Regions from separate parts of the Mus musculus genome. Here region 2 is linked to region 1. The links are chromatin contacts, found by Hi-C or POLR2A ChIA-PET in ENCODE. All regions are on one chromosome and are shown on one strand. Each heading gives the region's core, a stretch centred on a gene start or an enhancer-like site at or near the end of the contact. The rest is flanking DNA. Distances are from core to core; before and after follow the strand shown. Region 1 holds the start of Zbtb38 (zinc finger and BTB domain containing 38). Region 2 holds the start of E030011O05Rik (RIKEN cDNA E030011O05 gene).

Evidence for each region. Hi-C counts contacts between places; a loop is a spot of excess contacts on that map. ChIA-PET counts read pairs that join two places held with the same protein, here RNA polymerase II (POLR2A).
Region 2: a map of heart shows a loop between it and region 1 (5-fold over the local background). The contact joins the promoter of E030011O05Rik here to the promoter of Zbtb38 in region 1. A Hi-C loop is called at or near these places in 10 of 37 maps with a recorded cell type or tissue (CH12.LX, adrenal gland, heart and 2 more). POLR2A ChIA-PET finds 5 or more read pairs at or near these places in 4 of 5 experiments (Patski and embryonic stem cell).

The regions. Positions count from the first base shown.
Region 1 is chr9:96,718,170-96,722,076 of GRCm38, reverse strand. It overlaps Zbtb38 (zinc finger and BTB domain containing 38), which reads left to right and starts at 2,227. Exons shown (of 3, transcript NM_001359959.1): 1 at 2,227-2,291; 2 at 3,768-3,867.
Region 2 is chr9:96,750,555-96,754,461 of GRCm38, reverse strand. E030011O05Rik (RIKEN cDNA E030011O05 gene) reads left to right here and starts at 1,631. Exons shown (of 4, transcript NR_015511.2): 1 at 1,631-2,077; 2 at 3,079-3,160.

The DNA.
Region 1 (3,907 bases), core at 978-3,477:
GTGGAGGACATCTTGTGTGGGCTTAAAAGGCAACGTTTTAGTCTTGTGTAGTTGCTACATTGGAGACCTATAAAAAAACGGGAAAAGGGAACAGTGTTAAACTGCCCCATAACCTTAATCAGAAAGCGCATGCAGTGTAATAGAAACTTTGTGGGAATTAAACAAAATGAGACAGAAAACAAAGACAGCTTCCTGGGCAAGGCCTAGGAGCTATGGCGTAAAGATGAGCAGATAGAAGGGTAAGGAGACAAAGTCTTAGATTCTCCTTTTTCCTCTTAAAATGCATTAAAATGGGAATTATTACAAAGAAAACATCACATGTAGTAATTTCAGAACATTGTAAAGGAAACTTTACAGAAAAGAGCGTACTTATGATAAGATGGGATGTTTCCGGAAATTTCCAAATAGTTCCCCCACACTCAGAAGGATGATTGAGAGTCTGGTTATGAGGAAGGATGGAAATTTTTGAACGACTGGCTTATTACATAAGCTTCAAGCCATTGCTGTGATAGTTCAGTTCTTAAAACAATGTGAGGAAATATGCTTGCTTCTGGAGAAATATTTGGCTCCCATGAGAAAAAATTGCAAGTGTTTGTGATGGCCCGCTAGAGGTAAGGAGCCATCCACACACTGACTCTTAAAGCCAGAGCCAAGTTTCACTACTCACACACCGTTGACAGGATCTGATCAAGACACTTCCCCGAACACCCTGGAGTCAGACTTAGGTCATAGGTCCCAAGTGACCCTAGCAGATCACCAATGTAAAACCACTATAAACAACAGAAGCCCTAACTCAGAATAGTTAACCTTCAATGCTCAGACGTGTCTGAAGTTAGAGAGCACTTACAATGCTAGGTGCTATTGTAAATGATCCACGTGTATTATTTAATTCAATTTAAAAAAATCACCTAGGAGGTAGACATTAATACTAAAACATATTGCATGTTAGGTACCAAAGCTGAAGGTCAGAGAAGTGGCCGTACATAGCAACAAACCTAGGCTGTCAACACAGGCCTGCTGAATCCAGAAGGCCAACCAACCTTGCCCGCTACCTCCCACCGGTCCCAGGGAATCAGCCACAGCCATACAGCTTACAGACTTCCCAGTCTTTGTGCACCAGTTTTCCCGAATTTTAAAATCATCTTCAGAGTTTCTAAAAGCCTCAATGGAAACACAAACAGGCAATTAGACCACGAGTTTCTTCAGTTTTGTTTTTTAAGGCTGGTATCTACCATTGCCAACAAGTTAGATCAGGTCTTGTGGAAGTTCTCATTGGCAGTTATGTAGACAAAAACATTCAAGCTCCCTTTTTTTTTAAGGGGAAGATGAATCATTACTTAATACATGCAGTTTAGTGGAGTTAATCTGTGAACACTGGCCTATGGAGCGAGAGAATAAAAGGGTGTTTGGCATCGAGAAGGTCGGGAACTGCTCGTTACATGTGTATGCACGTTGCCCAACCTGTCAGCCTTCACAACTCTGCATTTTTTTAAGTGACACCATTCTTCCTGCATCGTTTATGGGGCTTTACTTTGCATATAGTATTAAAAATCTACTCAGCTCACCAAAATGATCATATTCTTAATGTTTGGTCAAGGAACTGGGGTGCATAAATGGCAAGTACTGTATTCCAGGAAAATACCCTTTTTCAAAACCTTAAGGTTTTGCCAGGGAGCGAGTCGTTTTCCAAAGGACACACACACACACACACACACACACACACACACACAAAATCAAAAACTAAAAACAAACAAAAAATACTAAAGACTCAATGCTGGATGGTTCAAAACAAACACCTGCACTTAGGTGTGCGTGGGGCAGTAGGTGCCACACTGCGAATCTGTGTGGGAAGGATGTCAGCGGGCAGTCGGTGGCTTTTATTTTTTTCATTGCATGAAACAGTTCTTATACCATGGTGGGAAATAATCCAGGCGTCCCCTGACAGCCATGAGAAAGCACAGGTGACACCCTGTTCTCAGAATTTGGTGCGGGTTAAAACTGCATAGGGTGCCCGGGGCCTGCTCGGTGGCTGCGCAGCATCTGTGCGAGCCTGGCTCTGCCGCAGTGGCGCCGGGGGGTGCGGGAGCCTCGCGGCCTGCAGCGTCCCGGAAGCCCTGCGCGTCGGCGCCCGAGGTCGAGCGACCGTCCGGCCTGCACTGCACCAGGGGCAGACCGGGGCGTCCGGGCCCAGCCGCCGGCGTCCATTTTCTGGGCGGCGCTGCGGCCGGACTCGCAGGTCCGGAAGCGCCATGGACCCCGCGGGAAGCGCGCGGGCGGCGGAGCGGAGCCCCGTAAGTGCGCGGGGTCCGCGCGACTCCGGGGCGTGGAGGTGGGGAGGCGGGAGCCGGTGGGCAGCGCTCGCGCCGGGCTGCAGCGGACGCGGAGCGGAGCGGAGCCTACGGAGCAGCCAGCGTCCGCAGGTGCCCGCGTCCCGCCCCACCAGGCTCGGCTGCAGGGGGGCAGCGGGGAGTGACGCGCACCTGGGGCTCGGGACTGTCGCGCCTCCCCTCCGGTGAAGCGCAAACCCGGGCTGCTTCCTGACCCTACCCGTTCGCGATGAGATCCTAGTGCGACACCAAGCCCCTGGAATTGAACCGGATGTTCAAAGGCAGGGCCCTGCCTCCAGGGGTTGCAGCCTTGGCCTCCTGCTCCTGCTTGCTGCAGCCGTCTGTCCGTTGGGACAATTCAACAGTCAGCCTTTAGACACCTCTTTGCAGGTTAGCTGATAAATAACCTGAGATTTTAATCTGTCTGCGCTTCCACTTTATAACTCCTGCTTTGCGGTGGGTAAGTGCCTGGTTCCCATTCTGGATATTGGGCCTGATTGGAAAACCCTTGTAATGATCGGTTCTAAATGATAACCGTTTATGTTGCGTATGCATATTTGAAAGGTTAAAGGGCATTCACCTAATTGGGAAGCTCAAGTGCTTGCTCTGGTTCGCGTGGCTGGAAAGACTCGTTTTGTTGTGGTTTCAGAGAAACTTATAGCGTCTTACAGTAGCTAAGATCAAAGAGCAGAGTTTGTGTTTTGTGACAGGGTCTGGTTAAGGAGCCTAGAATGGTTAATAGGTTAGCCCAAGCTGGTTTCGAACTTGCCACTTGCAGCGGTTGACTGACTGCTAGGATGATAGGCCTTCTACCAGTGTTTTTCCAGGACCAAACACGCATTAGAATTCCTTTGATGGGTCATTGCTGAAAATTTTGAAAAGATTAGAATATATAGTGCGAAAAGACTAGAAAAAGTAACCGTTGCACACAGTACAGATAAGCATAGTTTAATGAAGCCTTTGGCTTATATAACATCATTTGTAATAAAATGGGTCACTGTCAAAAAAGCCTTTAAGACTCCAATTTAGCGTTCTGTGGTGGGGATTTTGCACCCAAATCAGACTGGGTTTGTGCTGATGTTAACCTGGGTTTGAATCCCGACACTCACCCAGGGTGACCTCCAGAAACAGGTTCACGGCACTGTTTGCAGCTGTAAAATGGGGAACTGTTCCCTACAGCTGAGGGGTGTTACGGAGATTTACCCATCCGCTGAGAGCACTTGGTGGAGTTCCCGATGTCCTAAAGGCACCTCACATATACTAACGGCAATGACTTTTGTGGCTGAAATCCTGAATCCTAGACACTCGTCCTGAATCCTAGACACTAGTCCTGAATCCTAGACACTAGTCCTGAATCCTAGACACTAGTCCTGAGTCCTAGACACTAGTCCTGAATCCTAGACACTAGTCCTGAATCCCTGCACTTTCATCTTCTCTTAGATCTTGATATGGAAGACATGGCGGGCTCAGAACCAAGGATTTCCGAGTGATTTCTGCCAAAGCACAGAAGCTAACTCCGTCAAGGCTGGCGTGTTCTGAGGTAACTGAGGTCTATGTCTTTCCTTAGTCAGCATGAAATA
Region 2 (3,907 bases), core at 382-2,881, 33 kb before region 1:
GAGCTCTCAGGAAAAGGTGCTCACCAGAGGCAGGCTCTATGAGCCATGGTGAGAGGTCCCATGACCTGAACCTGCCCCGCCTCCAGAGAGAGGAAACACTATGAAACCACAGTCACTGATACCTAAGTCTCCAGTGCCTTTCCTACAGGGCTGGAAATTCCTGACTTTTGTCTTCCTCTTGAAATGAGGCATTGGAGAGTCATGGAAAAGTACAAGACAGAATCACAAGCCACCACCGTGGAGAAGGTGCCAAGGAGCCCATCCTGATGGGGACCCAAGTCTTGAGCAGACTTTCTTCCTGACACCCCTGCCTTGGCACTTAGAGCACAGCAGGGGCTCTCAATGTGATCTAGCCTCATCACTATTCCCAGTGGGACAGAGATAGCCTAAGAACGGTGCTGCTTCTGTTAGGCTGAGGCCCCTTCTTGTCCTCAGAAAACACATTTGCTTCACCTCCTCATGTGGGCCTTCCAGTTCTCCAGAACATTCCTGTGTCCTTTCCCCCTTAGCTTTCCAACCTGCCCAGGCCCAGCCCTTTAATCTCACTGCTGCACGTGGAGTTCAGGAAGACAACGGCGAGGTGGCCATGGCTTCCTCTGAGGTGCTCTGCCTGCCGTAGCTCTCCCACCACACTCCAGAGCTTCGGCCACTGGGCTTCCCTTGCTTTGTCTGGCTCCAGTTTCTCAGGACAGACCGGTCGCTTGTCAAGCCTGTGGTATTGGCCCATCAAGAGCACAGGAGGCCTACCTCACCTAGATAGAACATACCTGATGGGTCTGCAGTGTTCCTGTAGGGTTGGCCAGGTTTCAAGACCTTTATTCTTGTCTTTCCTCCCCTGGGAGGCGCATCAGTCGGCAGCCCTTCATTCACGCCAGCCTCTCAACTTGGAAGCTAAAAGAGGATTTGAGGTCTGACAACCCAGGCTCTGCCACTGATTAGCTGTGAGACTTAAGAGACGAATCTGAGAACCCGTTTCCTCATCTATAGATGTAGGAAGCACAGCTTTGTCACAAAAAGTGAAATACTGACATAAAGTATTTACCGTGGAGACTTAAACATTCACAGTAAGTTTTCAGTATATGCCCTCCACATTTATTTTAAAGTTTTCATTCAACCACTCACTCACTCACTCACTCACTCACTCACTCACTCACTCATTCATTCATTCATTCATTCATAGTGTACTTAGTAAGCTTCATGCCAGGTACTGGGGTATGACTAGGTCTTCCAAGACAAAAGCCACTGAGACCCAGGCTGAAGAGAGCAGAGAGCTGAGGCCTGCTTCCACAGCACATGGAGAAGCAAACACGCCCCAAGCACTGGGGGCTGCCCAGGGACAGTGACAGTGAGTCCATCTTTCCTCGTCTTTAAATACCATTAAGACTCTGCTAAGGTGAGAGCTACAAGAAGGAAGATACGTGATAGGGGAAGTGAGAGGGTCCTGGGGGAACCCCTGTTCTTCCAGGCTTCTCGGTTACAGAGAGTGGTCTCACCCTGGCTGTACAGGAGGGCGATGCCCTTCAGGGAGGCCTTGTTGAATCTGTCTGGGACTGTTCCGGAAGGAGGAAGGGAGGCGGGTGGGGCGGGGAGACAGCTGGAATGTTCTGGCCTGCTGTTCAGCGCAGCCAGCCTGCAAGAGAGGAGGGCCTCTGGACATCAAAGGTTCCTTTTGTCCCTTTCCGAGTGGCAGGGCAGCCGGGCCACTGGCTATGACTCAGGCCTGGCCCTGACGTCACCCACGGCTTGCCACTGGCCTCGGTTTGCAGCCAGGAACCTGGCCAGGGAGTGGTTCTCATAGCGGCAGCAAATCTCAAAACCGGGAGCTCACTGCTGTGCTCTCCCCATCTCCCCACAACCCATCTTAACCTTTTTTCTTCTTCTTTTTAAGCCGTAAGGCGGCCTTTTCTTATAGATCAACTTTCCAAATCTAAGCAGTCAGAATGAGTGACGTCATGAGAAAATTATGTGGAGCACATCTCAACCAGGAGTTGAGGAATCCAGAGGACGAATGCGGTTGGTAACTCCTGAGCCCAGGGAGTTGGCAGAGTGTGGGCTTCCAAGGAGCCAGCACCTCCGAGTAAGTGAAGGCCCACCCTTAGCCCCTCAGTCATGGCCCAGCATTATGGGCGCCATCTTGCTCCTGAGAGCTGGGCCTGGCAGGCCGAGACCCAGAGAGGGTGTGGGGACAGCCTTTGGGACTCTTTCTAAATACAGCCTCAGAGGGGCCTGCTCTCTCTCTCTTCCCCACAGAGCCAAACAAGAGTGCAGAAGCAAAAGCTACTCAGGGGGAACACCAGGGACCAGGCTCCTCGTTTTCTCTCCCAACCTGAGCCCTGCTTCAAGAAGGCCAAAATGTTTGTTTGGGGGTCTGGACTGCTTGCTTCATGGATCTTCTATGGGGTGATGAGACTTAAAAGCAAGCCCCATTCTAGGCAAACATATGCTGCCAAATAGTACTTTCCCACTTTGGGGGCCTGGGGGAAGAATGGCAAGCCTGTTAGGAAGGGTCCTCAGTCTGCCATGGGAGCTTGTTCACCACTCAGGCTGATGCACCTTCATCGTCTCAGGGCTGTCCTGGTTAGGGTTCTTTGTTTCCTCTTAACGCTGCCGCGGGGAGGTTAAGCGCAAAGGTGAAACGTAGGTTGTCTGTTTTAGTTTTGTCTAAAACCTCCTAGGTCTAGGCAAAACCTGTCATTTATATGTTCTAGAAGTTTCTACTCAGGAAATTTCAGTTTCTGTGAAAAGCATTTTATGCACATGCATGAGAACTGCGGAGCAGACAGGCATAGATATAGATTTCCCTCTGTTCTTCTGGCTTCTCAAGTCACCTCCCGAGTGAGCGTCTATTTTCTGTGTGTTCTTCATTAATGTATGAAGAACAGCACACTGTCTGTTCTTCATACATTAATGTGGTTTCGGGCACTATAAAAAATGGACCTTACTTTAAGGCAATGCAGAAGTTTGTCATTTAATGGAAACACAAATTCATTGTGAACAAACTCCCTGTGTGATTAACTATCGCACTTTAATATATGGTTTGTAGGTCTTGTGTTTTACTTTTTAAATATAATTTTACAGACCGAGCTGTCTTGAATTGAGGCCATGACGTCCTACTGTTCCTGTGGCTGAAAGAGCTGAGTGCTGTGTGACAAATACTTTGGTGAGTCGTATATTTAAGTCTCTAATTCTACTTTTTTTTTAAAGTTTTAGAATAATAAAGAAAAGGGTGGTACAGGGCCCAGATACTTCTGCACACAAAGGCAACAGTTGTGTCAAAGAGGACAAATGTCCTGACAGGCTTATTGCTATTATAGAACCCAAATATAGATTGGCTCAAACACAATAGTGTTTACCTCTTGGTCATGCGACAATGCAGGTTAGTTGGGGGTAACTGTTTTTCATTCATTCATTCAGATTCAAGGCTGGGGGGTATAGTTCAGTGTGAGACTCCTTGCCCAATGTGTCCAAGTCCCTGGTTTGATCCTCAACAAACACTAACCGAAACAAGAAAATCAAAGTTTGAAGGAGGCTGCGCGTGGTTTTCAAAAGTCACGGGTCTATCTTTGCTTTCCTCTGTAGGAGGAACGAAGACCGTGAGGCGCGTGCGTGGGAGGGTCTTATGGTTGGAAGTTGCACGCATCATCTTTCCTCACATCTCATTGGCTAAGTCCAAGACACATGACTATAGCTAACTAGAGAGAGCTGCTGCTCCTCAGAGACAACCGGGGAGAATTGCTGGGAAAATGGTAATTTTCTTTGACATTGAATGTAAAAACTTGGAAACACTCAAATATAAAGCTGTAGAGTAGAAGTGATGTGTGGGGGTGGGGTGGGGTGTAGATGTTAGAAGATGGGCTGGCAAAATGCCTCATTTGCTGCCCTTGGCAGAGGACCCAGGTTCAGTTCC